Linked DNA regions of Homo sapiens: region 2 is linked to region 1. The links are chromatin loops, found by intact Hi-C in ENCODE. Cell type or tissue: B cell. All regions are shown on one strand. Each heading gives the region's core, and the rest is flanking DNA. Links, peaks and the distances in the headings are about the cores only. Region 1 overlaps POU6F2 (POU class 6 homeobox 2). Region 2 overlaps POU6F2 (POU class 6 homeobox 2).

Region 1 (8,338 bases), core at 15-8,014:
CTGGGTTGGGCGAGGAGAATTTGTGTTATTAAAGAGTCCCCATCTGATTAAAACTTTTTTATTTAATTTTTTCTTATGAGGAATTTTAAATACATCTAAGTAAGACACAATAGTATAATTAGGTCACATGGACCCATCAGCCAGCTGCAATAATTATCAACTCATGGCCAATATTCTTTCATCTGTACCCCACCCAAACACGTCCACCCACATTATTCTTTTTCCTTCAATATCATTTTAGAAAAAAATCCTAGGGCATGCCATCATTTCATTTGTATTTCTGTAGGTATCTTCAAAAGCTACTGTTAAAAAAAAACTACCTATCACTATCACACCAAAAAATATTAAAAATAATTCTTTCGTATCATCAGATATCCAGTCAGTGGTCATACTTCCAATTGTCTCATAAATGTCATGCTTTTTCTTTTTTACAGTTTGCTTGAATTGTAATCTAAATAAGGCTCACATAATGAGATTGGTGCTGTGTCTTTTGATCTACAGGTCCAATTCTCCTAGCTCACTCTCTCTCTTTCTCTCAAAATTCATCTGAGAAGAAATCTCTGCAGGTGGTTTTGATATGTGGCCAATCTGGGAATCATGACTGCTCTGAAGCACCCTCAGAGGCCACCAGAGGGGGCGCTAGAGCAATTCGTACTCTGAAGCCCCCACCCTTGTTTATGAAACCCTTTGCCCCTTCCCCTCCGTGCCACCTGCAAACCTTTTCATAACATGGCATTTTTGGCTCTAGAGAGAACATGATACATTTATAAGAATTACTTTTTCCATCTTCTTATTAAATTTAGAAGTCATCCAAACTTCTTAGCTTTTGTGGCATCAAGCCAAGTGAAATCAGGTGGCAGTTTGGAAAAATGTTGGAGGTGGCATGGTGATGGGCTTGGGGTAAAAGGCCCAATAATTTATCCTCCAAGCCAGAACAGTCCTGAGAATGAAATGTTAGGGATTACCTGGATGGTAGACTTGCACAGAGACTACCCCGGTTAAAAGGAGGTGGGAGGATCCCTTGGGGTCAGACCGGGGCTCAAACTCCAGCTCCACCTCTTACAAACTGTGGGACTTTTGATGAGTTACCAGCTTCCTCTGAACCCTAGTTTCCTCGCTTTCATAAGTAATTGCATGGCATTCGTAGAAAAACATACCCAAAACACCTAGGACAGTGCCTGGCATATGTTAAGTGCCCAGCAGTGTTTTTGTTTTTTAAACTGGATCCTTGTTTTCATACTGGGAGATTCCATGTGTGTTTGCCTGCTCTTGCAGTGGGGTTTGAAGCAGCCAGGCTGTGTCATGTGAGAGTCCCAGGCATCCAATAGTGGGGTGTGAGGTGCACTCAAGGTAGGAGATCCATTTTCATTTTCTTTGGGTCTCCCTATCTTCTTTATAATATGTTTATGCTTTGGGTAACATGATTTAACCCACGGATCAATCAGATCTATAAAGTATTAACAAGACCTGCTTCTTTGCCTATTATATTCTGAATAGCAAGAACTACCATGTGTTATTGAGATGGTAGGGAAAAGGAAACAGATTAATTAGAAAATGATGGTCCTTACTTTGATGTACATTTCTTCCCAGATAAAATAAACTGATTTAAAGCATTTAAATCAAGCCCCCATTTCCCAAAACCCACTGTGAAGATAATGCAGAGAAGGATGGGGTTGAAACAATTTCAAAGGAGTCATCGTAGCATCTAAGGCTTTTATAGTTCTTATGATGTGCCAAGCATGGTTCTAATTATAACAATAAATAGCTCTTCTTTCATTAGTCATCGTTATCTTCGTCAAGAAATTTTGCAAAGAAATTTAAGACAGTCTGATCACAGGCACTTACATATTTGTGACATGAATAATTGTTAAATCAGAAATCGTCACATACAACAATTATTGACAGCCCTGGGATACACAGAGGTGTGAGACATTGTGTCTGTTCTTAAGGGGCTTATAATTCAAATGAGATAATAAATTGTTCATAAAAAAGATGAAAATAAAAGAAAAAGACTTAAAGAGCAAATGCTAAGTGCCCAATATACGAGTTCAGGAAAGTGATTGTTGAGGGCTGGGCCACTGTGGGCACTTCATGGAAGGAGCAGGAAGTGAAGTGAGCCATGAGGGGTCAGTGATGAGAAGACGGGACATTCCAGGCAAGGGGCATGGACCAGCAAAGCGAGGGAGGGATTGTGTCAGGCACATCTGGGCATGGTGGGAGGCCAGGGTGAATGTGGCAGAGGGAGTTGGAGGATGGGGTGATGAGTAGGGCCAGAGTGTCCAGGCTAAACAGGCCAGCAGAGGGTTTGAGCATGGAGGTGATATAAACTAAATGTTCTTTTAGGAAGATTAACTTGACAGTGGTTTGCAAAGTGGATTAGAGAGAAAACAGAAGTAGAAAGACCAAGTTAGGGAAGATGGTGATAGCTCTGCCTTGGGGCCAGAGTAGGTGGGAAAAGTGAGAAAAGTTCCAGGTACTTTGGATGTGAAGCTCGACAGCCCCTGACTTCTCTGACCAGGGGCCTGTGGACCTGGCCTTCGACTTGCACCTTCCTGAGGGACACAGCTTCCAGGGGCCTAAATTAGCCAATTAATCCCTGTGGGGTTCTGTGCTTCCTTCCCACTGTTTCTCTTTCCCTTTCACTTTCTCTTTAGAATTATCTACTCATTTTTGGTGGGACTACTTGTCAGCTTTTAATATATTACTTAGTCTCTCATTTTAATAGGCTTGTTAAACCACTAATCTGCTGTGTGTTTTCAACCACATAGGCAGTGGTATAATGTTGAAACTTGAAGTTCCCTGGAAGATACGTGTGTGTGGGCGAAGGCTGGGGGGCTGGGTGGTGGGCATTTCTTTTTCGTTCTTTTTGACTGTTGGGAAGGGTGTTTGGTGTTTAGGGGCTCATATCACATGCAATATGTTGGGATACTGATATACCTGCTTCCTGGCCTGCTATACACCTAAGAAATCCCATCTCTGTCTACCTGAAAAGCTGGGTCTTTCAGGCTAGGGTTTTTCAAATTCTTCTGATCTTGTCTCATAAGAAGAAACACATTTTACATCTCAGGCCAACACATATATACATACAAAATATATATGTACAATTAGATCTATCTCTCAACATGTAACTATATATGTTCATTTGTATATCACTTAAAGGAAAGTGTCCTTAAAAAAATTTGTAGCCTTTCTGTGCTCTGGCATTTTCTACTCCTTTTTATTATTTTCTTTTAAAAATGCTAGTTACAAACTACTAAACCAATTTAGCAATCACTCACAATGTCATGAAAAACACCATGCCCTTCCCCAATCTGGGCACATGGTCCCACCTAATCCTTCACAAGGATCCCTAGAAAGGTCCAAGGCACAGCCTCTTGAGTGCCAGGGCCAGCCTGTTTCCATGACTGCCTGTCTTCCTATTCCTTGGTTCAAGGGATCCTCATTTTAAAAATGTGCCAGATTCATTCCTGGTGGGAGGGAGAGCCTTGTCAGACTGGGGGCAGAGAGTATAAACATCTGGCCCAGTGATGAATAAATGGGATTTAGGCAACCTATCATATGGTCAAGAAGAGAGCTCTTACTGCTCCAAAGGCAACTGATAACTATTGATTGGGAAGAACACCTCCTCTCCCTGCTCCTTTCCAATAATCTCTGTTTTAAGATGATTTCCTTCAGGAAAGGCTGAACTCTCTTTATCTAGTTTCCTGATAAAGCAGAAATAGTTAGCAAGAAGTCTTACATTCCTCCTAAATTCTAACTTCTGAGAATTCCTAATGAAATGGCTAGACTGGGTCTCCTTCTTTGTGTTTTAGGGTCTCCTTTGAATCTCTAATGGGGAGATAAGAATTAACTACAGTGAGATTCAAGGAGATACAATGAAAAGGATCTAGACTCTGATGTGTTTTCTTTAAAAAATACTATACGCCGTCCACATCAACCCTGAACACATGGTATGGTATAAAGTGGTGTTTATCTAAACATTAGAACACCAGGACCATATCTATGTTGGAACAATCAGATCTCACAGCCTAGGTTTCTTCTTCCTCTCTTGTGACACTTTAGATTATTTCAATCCATGTCCTAGTTGAAGAACCATGTTGGCAAGGAGATTTTTCTAAAGGTTTTTTCCTATTGCTCAGAGCTAAAGGTTTTGTCCTCTGACCTTTTGATTCCCACTCTGCATCTAATCAATGTCAGGTCACCACACGTAAAACTAAAAGGAGGTTAAATGGAAAAAACAAAAGCACAAAGCCAAACAAGCACAGGGCCCCAGGCCCGCCCGGCTGAGATTAAAAAGCTCACCATTTTGAAATAGTACAATAGTACAGTCTCTTGGAAAAGAAAATATTTCTTGTTTACCCTCCCTGTTCCCCCCACCTCCCATTTGTTTGGTGCCTGATTTGTTTCCAGTTGCAGCAGGGAGGTCAGAGCAAGCCAGGAAAAATGAATGGAATCAGCCTCCTGCCGGGCCGCCTGGAGCGGGCGGGTGTTACGGATCAGCGTAAAGCCAGCTTCCTTTCCCGGGCCTGGGCCGATGTAACTCACTGGAGTGGCAAATTACATCAGACCTACAGCTGTAACCCGACATTATGATTAATTTGATCAGTAATTTCTCCTGTTTTTCATTTTAATCGGTGTGACTATTCTGCTGTGGCAGGTCTTTCAGATCTAATTAAGATAAATTTCCGAGTAAAAGACTTGGCAGACTTTCCGAGTCAAATCCAGGCATCAAGTGTGAAGACCTGCAGCCCCAGTCCATCACCTTTGGGGAGGGCCGGGCCTCCTGCTGGGCAATCAGCCATTCACACTTAAGCAAATTCATAATCTCCAGCACTGCTTAGTCATTCTCTCAAAACGTCCCAGGCAGGAAAAGAAAGGAAGAAAAGCCCTAGACAATGTCATGTTTCCCCATTCCACTGATTTGCCCAAACTACATGGATCACCCCATAAGTGGATGCTTTACAGAATCCCTTAGATGATTTTAAATAAATTTTAAAGCATTTTAAATAAATCCATGCATACGTATATATTAAGCAAACGCAAGTATGCATACATACAAATATTGAAAATACATGTAAGTGACTATGAGGATTTGTCGTTCACATGTACATAATAGTTTAACCCTTTAGTGCAAGGAGACAACTATATACATATTGGGTGGGGGTTGGCAGGACATAAGAGTTTATTTTCCCAATTTGTTTTCTTTTAGGTCAACCCATGCATTCATGTATGCATCCTTAGGCTGATATTTGTACAAGTTCCGGTAGGTTTCTGTTCTTTGAAGATGAAAGTGTGAATGAGATTTCTTCCCAAAGCCCATCATCAGCAGGACCTGCCCGTCCAATCTGGGGCAGGCAGACATTGGACAAAGGTCCAGCTGTGCCTGGGTTCCTAGGTCCACCTGCCTCCTTGCAGGAAATGCAAAGTCAGGCCAAGACCTTTGAAAGGGCAGGTGTTTTTGAAGACATTTCTTCCATTTTGTCAAGAAAACGTGTTTTTATATTCCATGTTCTCACTTACAGGTGGGAGCTAAATCTTGGGGACACAGGGACATAAAAGATGGGGGGAACATGAGACTCTAGTGGCTTCCAAAGGTGGCTGGGTAGGAAGGGGCAGGGGCTGCAAAAGTTCCTTTTTTTGGGCACTATGTTCATTACCTGGGTGATGGAAGCAATAGAAGCCCAAACCTCAGCACCTTGTGATATACCTTTGTAACAAACCTGCACATGTACCCCCAAATATAAAATAAAAATGAAAATTGAAAAAAAAGGAAACCATTGTCTTGCAATGATGGCAGCACTTCCAATTATTATAAAGTAAATTCCCCATTCAAACAGGAGTGACTATTTCTGAAAACAAACATATCACTGGAGTATGCTTACTATGAATGTCATTTTGTACACAGTTCTCCTGCACCCCTGCCCCCTTAAGAGGTTAAGGAATTTCTCCGAACCACCACTACAGGATCTGAAATCAGGTAAAAAGAACCACAGTCTGATTCTGTGTATGGCCTCTACATTTTAAGGATCATTTTGTTACTGTTTTGCATGTATCTTGTGTTTTGCTCTCGAAAAAGAGTGTTGAAGCTATGGTGTTAGGAGAAGCTGCCGCCTCCCCTCACTGAGGCAGGCAATCTCAAATGCACTGTGATTGCTGCATGAAAGACAGTGGGGACAGGTATGTGTGATCTTCACAGTCCTATAGCAAGGTGATTTGGGGCCTACAAATTATCATAAGACCCTCTGACTTCTCACAGGGTTTCTGTTAGCTATCTCAGCTCTAATTTAGTTAGTGGCCACAGACCACTTTAATCGCTGCACTGGTGTTTCAGTTTTGTAGAAATGGCTTCAACAAAACTAGTATATTTACTAAACAAAAAGAACAGACTTGTCCTCAACCCCAAGCTTAGAGTTACTGATTGCTGAGCAATAATCAATCAAGATTTAGATCAGGAGCTATGAGAAAGATGTAAGCTACAAGAAAGGTCAGAGAGGTGGGCAAATGAGAGTCTTTCCTCCAACAGTGCTATCTACCTCCATGACTCCAGGAGTCATGTAATTTAAATAACATCACTTTAGAAGGAGGAAACTCCCACCATGAGAAAAGACTAACAAGAGGCAGATTTGCGCAGTGGGTGAGGTTTTGACATCAGATAGATCTGAGTTTAAATCTCACTTCTTACAAGTCCTCACACCTAACGTCCTCATGTGTGAAATGGAGCTGGTGGTACTGGGGCAGGAGGGTGGTGGGTCCATTGAGTAGCACTTTACCATTCAAGGTGAGCAACCCGCTGCATCAGCATTCCTGGAGCTGGTTAGAAATGCAGCATCTGGGGTGGGCTCTGGATCAGAATCTACATTTACCAGCATTTCAGGTGGATCCATATGCAAATAAAAGTTTGAAAAGCCCTACTATAAACTAGATGAGACAACATCTAGCAGCAGTGGGGCATCTAATGGGCTCTCAATCAGTAGCAATTGTTCTTGTTTTGAGAAGATGTTAAAGATTATGAAAAGGATTATTTACTTTCCCTATTATATTTTAAATATCAAATAGGAATCACCAGGTTTGAACTTTTTCTGCAGATATCGGGCTAATAATTCAACTCCAGAGTCTGGGAGGGGCCCAGGTGGCTGACAAAGCACAGACAGGGTTGTTTTCCTTTCCTGATGGGCTGTGAATCTGGGGAGGGGTAGAGCACAAATGATGCTGGCTCATCCTTTTTGGAAATGAAGACCCAGTCTTATTATATCATAAAATAAAGTCAGTGCTGACTCATGCAATCAATACTTACGGCAAAAAGCATTTTGCATAAACAAAGGGTAGGATTTTGTTCTTTATAAATGAATAACTGGCAGCCTATTTACAAGATCATACATAGTTGTCCTCAAAGCTGGCTGCACACACGGAGTCTCCTGGAAAGTTTAAAAAATGCTGGTGCCCACCGCGGTTCCATTAGAATCCTTGGGTGGGCCCCAGGGCATTGGTATCTTCAAACAACAAACAAACAAGCAAACAAACTCCTCAGGTGTTCCCAGCGTACAGCCAACATTGGGAACCACTGCTGTAAACTTGGAAAATCTTCTCTTGGAAAAGAATACAAAGGAATTGAACAAAATATGGCTGTAGGAGCGCAGGCGTGGTCTCAGCTGTTTGAAGATGGTGTGGCTTGGGTGAGACAAGAAGAGGGAGAGACAGTCACCTGCCAGGCAAGGCCCAGTGGCCCTGAAAATATTTGATTACATGCAGGTCTTCCTTTCTGGTATGAAGATACTCACTTTTTCACTTGAGAGGCTCACTAGCAATGAAAATAACATGTAGGCTGTGCCTTGAAGATGTGTCAAATGGCTTTAATGTGATCATTGCATGCAGGGAGCTTGGAAAACATCCATTTTTGCTTTCTGCCTTTCATAACTTTCTGCCTCAGGTTGGTCCCAAAGACCACTTGGCTTTAGCCTTAGATTGGTCAGATTCCTTCCATGGAGTGCAGACTACTGGAGGTGAGAACTGCTCTAAGGAATATTCCTTTTTTAAACCTTAGACAGGAGTTCAAGATTATTTATATTTTATCTAATTAAAAAAACCCCAAAAAACCAAGTTTCCAAGACAACCAGATTCCAGAGAGCTTTCCTTGGGGGAAGTGAGAGGGTTTCTCTTAAATCTTCTCCCCGGACCCCTAAATGTTGCTTTGTTCTCTTTAAACGCCACAGTCACAACATCAAAATACAAGGACAGAGAACTCATGTCTGGAAAGAGCAGCTAGTCTCTGGCAGGATATGGAGTCCAGCTGAGAAAAAAAAAAAGGAATCTCTAACTTTACTTCTTTTTTATGACAGTT
Region 2 (8,338 bases), core at 179-8,178, 60 kb before region 1:
GAAAGCAGCTTTGCTTCAGAGGAAAGCTGGGCTTCAAAGCAGCCAGATCTGGGCTCAAATCCAGGCTCTATCATTTACTGTATGGCTCTGGAAAGTTGGTTAACTTTTCTTTCTTTTTCTTTTTTTTTTTTTGAGACAGAGTCTCACTCTGTCACCCAGGCTGGAGTGCAATGGTGCGATCTCAGCTCACTGCAACCTCCGCCTCCTGGGTTCAAGTGATTCTCTTGCCTCAGCTTCCCAAGTAGCTGGGACTACAGGTGCCTGCCTCTATACCTGGCTAATTTTTGTGTTTCTAGTAGAGACATGGTTTCACAATGTTGGCCAGGCTGGTCTCGAATTCCTGACCTGAAGTGATCTGCCTGCCTCAGCCTCCCAAAATGCTGGGATTACAGGCGTGAGCCACCGTGCCTGACCTGTTTAACTTTTCTGAGCCTTCAGTTCCTCAGCTGTAAATTAGAGATGATAGTGCAAAATCATTGTGAGAATGAAATGAAATGATGAATTTATGCAAAAATGCTTATTGACTAGCATATTAGCATATATGAAATACTCCATTCAGGCCACAGATTTTATTACTGTATTTATGGTCTTTATGTGCCAGATGCCGTTCTAGCCATTTGGTTCTAGCTGCAGTGAACAAAACAAAATACTTTAAATTATTATTACAGTACAGTGATTAAAAACAATCTCTATTAGACATAACTGAGTTTGAATCCAGCCATTTCTAGTTGGGTGATATTGGAAGTTTCTTAATCTGTATAATGGGAATAAACCATATTGTGTGTGGTAGTAAAGAAAAAGTAATATATCAAGTGCTTGGCACATAAATAGCTGCTTGGCACATAAATAGTGCTCAATTAGTGGCAGCAACATATTAATTTATTATTGCTATTAATACTAATCCTCCTAACAAACTTGAGAGGAATATATTAGTGTCATTTCATGGAAGAGATAACTTTAGCTGAGGAAGATTAAATATCTTGCCAGCGGGGGCAGAGCTGCTTGCAGATGAAGTCAGGATTCAGATTTGTCTGATTTGAAAGTCCATGTTCTTTATCCTGGGCCACCTTTCATGTGAGTACATGGACATTTGCACTGTCCATCTCTGTTACTCTAAGGAGATTGGTTTATTGTATCTATTGGCAAGTATCTCATCTAGGGAGTGTGCAACATTTTTTTTCCTGTTTGTGTATCTTTGTGTTGTTTGATTAATAGCATTTACTTACAAATATAAAGCTGCATCACATCTTGACTTCACTGTAGTATTCTGAACCCTCCACCTGATGACATCTTCTCAGGATCTATTTATATTGTTAGTTATACAGGTAGGAAAGCTTAGTTGATGAGACAAATGGCAATTTGGAGTAATGGCTAGTGCACTAAATTCAATTGGGTCATTCAAAGGCCTACATTTGAACTTAATCTGGCTCCTCTCACTGTTGTAAGTTGTGACTTTTCCATTCCTACCTAACTCTGATTTATTTCTCATTTCTTTCTTATTGGCTCTGTGAGTTGATGACATCTTTAAGAGTATTCATCATGTCAACAGCTCACAGACCAATAAGAAAGTTGGGTGCATTATTGGGCATATGGTGTGGTAAATGATATACTGAATGTTTATTTGAAAGTTTAATGTCGCTCACATGTGAATTTAATGTTTTCTCCTCTCCGATAATGCTCATCTTAACTATAAACATAGTTTGCAGAAGGAACTGATGTTGTTCTAGGACGCTAAATCAAAATTCAGCACTTCCTCCTTTTCTTGTCCACCCTCCTTCTACTCAAATCAAGTTTAATTTTCATTCTATAGTTGGAAAAGCTGAGATATAAATGGCTTCCACTCCCATCCCTGACTTTTTGTTAAATACTAAAAAGGAGCCATCATCAACAGCCCATTGTATGGTCTTATTGATACTGGAATTGGTTCAGGATATAAATAACATATTTCCTCAATTATAGTATCCCCCTTAATTACAACATTTCAATGATAACTTCTTTTTTTTTTTTACATTTTTAACATTTTTGAAATTAGGCTACTTCTAACAATTGATATACTTGTTAAATGTGGTATTTTCTTTCCTCCTCTCCAAAAATCACTGGTATGACTTTAAGTGTAATTTAAAATCAGTGGTGTCTTAGACTCAAAAGAATTCTTGTAATTCTTGCTCTATCAATCCCACAGAGTAAGAAGACTCAAAATACAGCATTCGATATTTCTCTTTTTCTTTGGAAGGGTTTACCTCATTCTGGGTGGATCTAGAAATGTGTGGGGTCTTGCCACATTAGGAGCTCAACCAATTCTAACATCACTGTGCTGTGTGGGACAACAATCTTCAGCTGCAATCTTCAGCACAACAGAAGATTCACTGGGATAGGGTTTTCTATTGAGCTCTGAAAGGCTCATTTGATGAGTGCCCATACGAAGCACTCACCATGCATTTCTTTCCTCATTGCTAGGTTGCCTCACTGGAAGCCAGGACACCTATGGACACCTTAAGGCGATTTTCTCTGGCAAGAAGTGGAGATCTGATACAGACTTTTCAAGAATGTCTCATTGCTTTAGACAATTCCCTGACACTACCTGTCTGGTTTCTTTGATTAGCAAAAATAATCATAGTAAAAATACCAATCAAAATACCCTGTAATTATTCGGTAAGGTTTACATCTCTTTACAGTTTTCTAGTGTGTGTGTGTGTGTGTGTGTGTGTGTGTGTGTGTGTGTGTGTGTATGCCTTCGAGAGAAATCTGTGAGGTTGACAGAGCAAGAATTACAATTGCCATTTGCAGATGGAGAAATGAAGGTTCTGGAGTTTGTGACATGTCTGCGGAACAGCCAGGAAATGAACCAGGACTCTGAACCCGAGAAAATCAGGGTGATATGGAAGGATGGGAATGGACTTGGAACGCAAATCTCAGTTCTGCCACTTCCAGAAGATGTTATCCCAGGGAGTCACTTAACCCTTGATGTCTTGAGAATTTGCTCATTTGTGCAGCTGAGATAGTCAAACCTACCATGAACTGCTCTGTTAGGATTATAGATTATACCAGCCCCAGGGTGAAGGCTTAATGCATGGGAGATATTATTTTCATTGTTCTTTTCTGGAAGTCACTTGGCCCAAAGGAACATTCAGCTAAAGCCTAGCACTCCTCTAAGAATTAAGCCAGTTAAAGAGCTTTGCACACAGTAAGAAGTCATGTGAACATTCGTTACAGTATTTTGCCATAAGTGGGCACTAATTGGAATGTAAACTATGCTCATGAAAGAAAGATCTAATATGTCAGACTAGCTCTGAGGGAGCTGTTTGTAAATGGCATCTTGTTACGTAGTACCTGTTTAGAATTATAGCTGTTATTTAGGTTGCTTCATTAGTTAATTGGTCCTCTCCTATCCTTTAGACAGACAGGATGTGCCAACAGACTAGATTTAGGAGCCTCCACAAGAAAACGTTTCCCAATTCCCAGGAAAACGAAATACTCATGGATAAAAATTAAAAAGATGGGGCAGGAGCGGTGGCTCACGCCTGTAATCCCAGCATTTTGGGAGGCTGAGGCAGGTGGATCGCCTGAGGTCAGAAGTTCTAGACCAGCCTGGACAACATGGTGAAACCCGTCTCTACTAAAAATACAAAAATTAGCTGGGCGTGGTGGTGTGCGCCTGTAATCCCAGCTACTCGGGAGGCTGAAGCAGGAGAATCGCTTGAACCCAGGAGGTGGAGGTTGCAGTGAGCCGAGATTATGCCATTGCACTCCAGCCTAGGCAACAAGAGTGAAGCTCCGTCTCAAAAAACAAAAACAAACAAAAAATTTAAAAAGATAAACAAAACGCTGCAGCAGCCAGAAGTGGGAAAAGTGACAGCATCCCAGTTCTGCTTTAGGTGAGAGAGAACTTGGTCCTCTCTAGCTCAATCTTCAGAGAGAATCCTGCAAACTAGATTTCTCACTGTGCATTCCCGCACACCCATTTTATGGTACATGGCAGCCTGCACTGCTGAGTTTTGCTGGGGAAGGAGGGTAGAAAGAAAGAGTTCAGAGAGGGCTTTCCTTTCAGTTCTTTAAGTTAACCCTAAAGCGATTGATAACTCTTTCATTTCAGAAATGTGGTGGGGGGGCGGGGTAGAAGGATGGAGGGCGGGGCGACCTTGGGCGGGGCCGCACCCGCAGTCTTAAGGACGCACAGCCCGGCGCTTCTGCTGGGGCCCTGACGTCCCGCGCGTCCGCAGCTGGGCCGCCCCGCAGCAAAGCTTCCTGTCAAGTCCGCCGCCCGCGGAGTCCCTGCGCATCGGGGCTCAACAGCGCCATTTACCATCAAGAGGGTCCCAGGCCTCAGGACGGCGAGGGCACTTCCGCCCTTCACTCCACAGCCGCCCCCTCCACTCTCCCTCTGCCTGGGCACTGCAGGAGAGCCCCTTCAGCGAGCGCCTCGGATCCTCCCACGTTCATTTGCCCTCGGTTTGCATATTACGAGTCCCTGGGACTTTTGGGAACAGTTTGAGATCCCTTATCTCTGCAAACGTGTTATGTAGGTGTGTGCCCTCAAAACAGCACAGAAATCACCGCGAAGCCCCGGTTGCAAAGGAAACCCCCATTGGAAGAGGTTCTGTTCTGATTTAAATCACTATTTCGCATTTTTAAAAACGTGGATAGGAATGAGTGTGAATGGCTTCCTGCAGCATTTTTTGAAGTGGGCTCTGCCAGCGTGAACTCTGGGAAGTGTTCGGTTGGGGAATACAGGGTTAAGAAAGTTAAAGGGGTTGCTGGGGTGAAGCTCGGTGGGGCAGCCCTGCCGCCTGGCTCCGCCCGCGGGTGGGTCCCACGCGAGACGGCTGCGCGGCGCTGCCCGGCTCCTCGGACCAGGGGACCGTCGTTTGTGGGGCATCTTGAGGGGCTCGTTATTTTCCCGAAGCGCACATTTAGGGAAAAACGGCATTAATGCAACTGTTTCTCCTGAAATGAGGAACTAAAGCTCTCAACTGGGCTCTAAGGGGAAATTTGATATGTTAGTAGAAAGATTGAGGTTTATTGTTTTATCTTTATAACTCAGATGAAGTCAGGGTAAAATTCCTATAATGTTACTAATCCCATGAACATATATATTTCCCAGTCTCTAGAAAGAGCTGATTTAAGAAATGTTATTCGATTAAAAAAAAATGCTACTTGAAGTATATAGTTCACACAACGTGACTTAATTTTTACACCTTTTAAAATAAAATTTGCTACAATGACATTGCAAATGAGACAATACAAGCTTTTTCAGATTTTTTTTTGGCTTATAAAAGAAAGATGGCCAAAACCATTAGTTAAGCAAGGTGATATGAATAGATTGCTCTGTTCATAATATTTGTGAGAAAACATACAGACACCAACTCTGAATTTTCAACAAAACATGTCTGATTCTTACTTATTCAAAATATAGAAACAATATATTCTTTTGCCTTTTTTGTATTTAAAAATGGTATTATTCTGTACATATTATTTCGTATCTTGCTTCTTCAATGAATATTTTGGAGTAAAAATGCAGAACGTGCATGGAAAGTGTTCATTTTATCATGGTAATCACCTTGGGAATGGGAGAAGAAGGTGCTACGGTTTCAGCTGTGTCTGTCATGTTTTGTTTCTTATTTTTTCTTAAAATTTTTTAAAATTAATTAATTAATTATTTTTTTTGTGGCTGCTTCCCGCGGCTCCTATCCCTCTGTTTCTTTTAAAAATAAGCAAGAAGGCCGGGCGCGGTGGCTCACGCCTGTAATCCCAGCACTTTGGGGGGCCGAGGCAGGCGGATCACGAGGTCAGCAGATCGAGACCATCCTGGCTAACACGGTGAAACCCCGTCTCTACTAAAAAATACAAAAAAAAATTAGCCAGGCGTGGTGGCAGGCACCTGTAGTCCCAGCTACTTGGGAGGATGAGGCAGGAGAATGGCATGCACCTGGGAGGCGGAGCTTGCAGTGAGCCAAGATCACACCACTGCACTCCAGCCTGGGCAAGAAGCAAGACTCCGTCTCAAAAAAAAAAAAAAAAAAAAAAAAAAAAAAAAAAAAAAAAAGGCAAGAAAACTGAAGCTAATACGGAAAAAATTGTTAATATCTAGGTGGTTAAACAAGAGTGCCTTTTGTATTGTTTTGCAAAAATTATTTTCTATACATTTAACATGTTTCATTGTTTAAAATGAAATAAAGTAATATATGTGAATCTCCCTAAACTCCTGATCAACTGGCTTTGGCAGGATATTTCTAATGCACCTCATTTATTTAGTCACATAGTCAGAATTACACATATTTCTTTTCCATGGGGTTTGAAAATAATTTTACAAATGTGTTAAGCTATGGCTTTGTTAGTTCTTTTTGGCAGATCTAATAAAACCTAGAGAGGGACTCAACACTCACTGAATAAATTCATTGTATCTCAATCCTTTGGCTGAGATTTGCATTTACTACAACTTTATTTTCATTTATTTTGCAGTGATTTGCTTTAAAAGATTCTCATGTATTTAAATGATGGGCTAATTACTTTAGCAACCCACAGTTCAGGGTTAATTGCTGGTTTTTCATCCTAACAGAATAGCCATGATTTATTAAATGCTTATGGCATATATCAGGCACTGTGCCAAGCACTTTTTCTACCACATTTAACCCCGCAACAAATATATGTGAGAAGCCTATCATTCCTGTTTTACTGGTGAGGAAACAGAGGCCCAGAAAAAGGTTTTATAACATATCCAAGGTCCACACAACTAAGAAGTGACAGTGTTTGGGTTCCAATAAAAGTCCATTCTTTTAGCTACTCTCTTGCTCTCTGGAGATGTTATTTGTCTTATTACAACCCAGAGCAACATCTCCATCTGAACGTCATGTTGCTTCAATTCTAAGATACGTATTTTTAACCATGTTTGAAAGTGATGACATTGGGATGGCCTTCCAGTTGATGTGTCCATCTATGATGCTGGTGGTGTTCCTGCCTCTCCATCCACCCCTCTCCAGCCTAGAGCTTTTGAATAGAGTTGAGTGGCAATCAATGGTTTTGTACAATCAAAGGCATATCCTCTAGGTCATAATGCATAGGCTACTGTTAGAACCATTTGATTGCTTTTCTTTCATCACGGCCTTGTGGTCATTTTAGGAGGCAGCCCCTATCCTACACAGATCCAGAAAATCCTTCCAAATCTCACCAAACCAACTCTGCTCAGCTGTCATATGTATGTGCGTTCTTGAGTAACCTGACTAGGTAAGTCTCTTTACTTTTCCTTCTTTTTAATACATTGAAATAATAGTGTTTAGTTGACTTCCCCCCCCTTGACTGGCTTTTTAAGGACAAACGCATTTGACTTTACTTGCTGCCACTTAAGAAAATTTCACAGTGGTCTAGGACTTAATTTCATCAGGAAACATTCTGAGCTTCAGTTAAAATGTAGAATGCTTTCTTTAGCACCAGTATATAATAAAATTTCATTTGCTTTTACTTTTCTGCAATAACGCCAATAAGGAGATATTGCCAGGGGCACCAGGGAAGCCAATTCTATAGCTGAACAAATCGATAGTAAATCTACTTGCCAAATCTTGAACATACCCACTGAATAAGTGTTAAGAGCACATATATACACTCACATTTTCCCTCCTCCCTGCCGAACTATCCAAGATAAGGGTAAGATTTCCTTAAAATAACTTAATGTCCTACTACTAAGATTTTCACATTCTCAAACTCCTCACACATACACAGACTTCAGCATGGGTTTTTGTGCACAGTTATGAACTGAAAACACATACCATCTTGATTAATAGGTAGCATTTATTGGATGATAGCATTATTGAGTGATGATTATGTGCCTGATGCCATTCTCAGGACTTTAGTCCTAGGACCCGGTGTTACTATTATCTCCATTTTTCAGATGAAGAAATTGAAGCACAGAATAAGGAAACTGCCCAGTCTCACAGCTGGTGGATGGCAGTCTGGCTCCAGAACTCTTTCTTTTTGCTTGTACACTGTACTGCCTCTTGCTGCATGTCCAGATCAAATATAGCTTTCCGGAAACTATGAGTCAAAACTCTTAACAATGATGATGATGATAATTATGCAATCATTTACTGAGAATACCTGTGTACTCAGGCACTGTGGTAGGCTTTCCCCACACATTATCTCATTTAATCTTCATAACCTAGGAGCTTAGATTTTATTATCCTTACTTTATAATTGGCAAAACCGAGGCTCAGAGAGCTCAAGTAATTTGCCCGACGTCACAGAGCCAGTTATGGGCCAACCTGGAATTCAAACAAGTCCACAGCTAGCACCCGTTCCATTGCCCACCTGCCACACTTGCATGATTTCCAGATCCAGTAAACAAAGA

Evidence for each region. Peaks named below come from ENCODE experiments on the same cell type or tissue, not always from the same donor. Only the 100,000 strongest peaks of a DNase experiment are listed, where the experiment ranks them.
Region 2: a loop joins it to region 1, with 5 times the contacts of the local background. A loop is called at or near these places in 4 of 110 quality-filtered maps.

Annotation. Positions count from the first base shown.
Region 1 is chr7:39,350,169-39,358,506 of GRCh38, reverse strand. All of the region lies in intron 5 of POU6F2 (POU class 6 homeobox 2), which reads right to left. Among named protein-coding and RNA genes, the nearest start is that of SNORA20B, 25 kb to the right of the region's middle. RefSeq lists enhancers at 3,930-4,507, 4,508-5,085. In B cell, for the core only: no CTCF peak of the experiment used is centred there; no DNase peak of the experiment used is centred there.
Region 2 is chr7:39,410,484-39,418,821 of GRCh38, reverse strand. The region is part of intron 6 of POU6F2 (POU class 6 homeobox 2); the gene reads right to left. It overlaps LOC105375238 (a long non-coding RNA gene), which reads left to right. Exons shown (of 3, transcript XR_927186.2): 3 at 2,458-2,542. Among named protein-coding and RNA genes, the nearest start is that of POU6F2-AS1, 8.3 kb to the right of the region's middle. RefSeq lists an enhancer at 4,202-4,331. In B cell, for the core only: no CTCF peak of the experiment used is centred there; a DNase peak (open chromatin) is centred at 4,291; H3K4me3 peaks cover 1,439 bases; H3K27ac peaks cover 448 bases; H3K27me3 peaks cover 464 bases.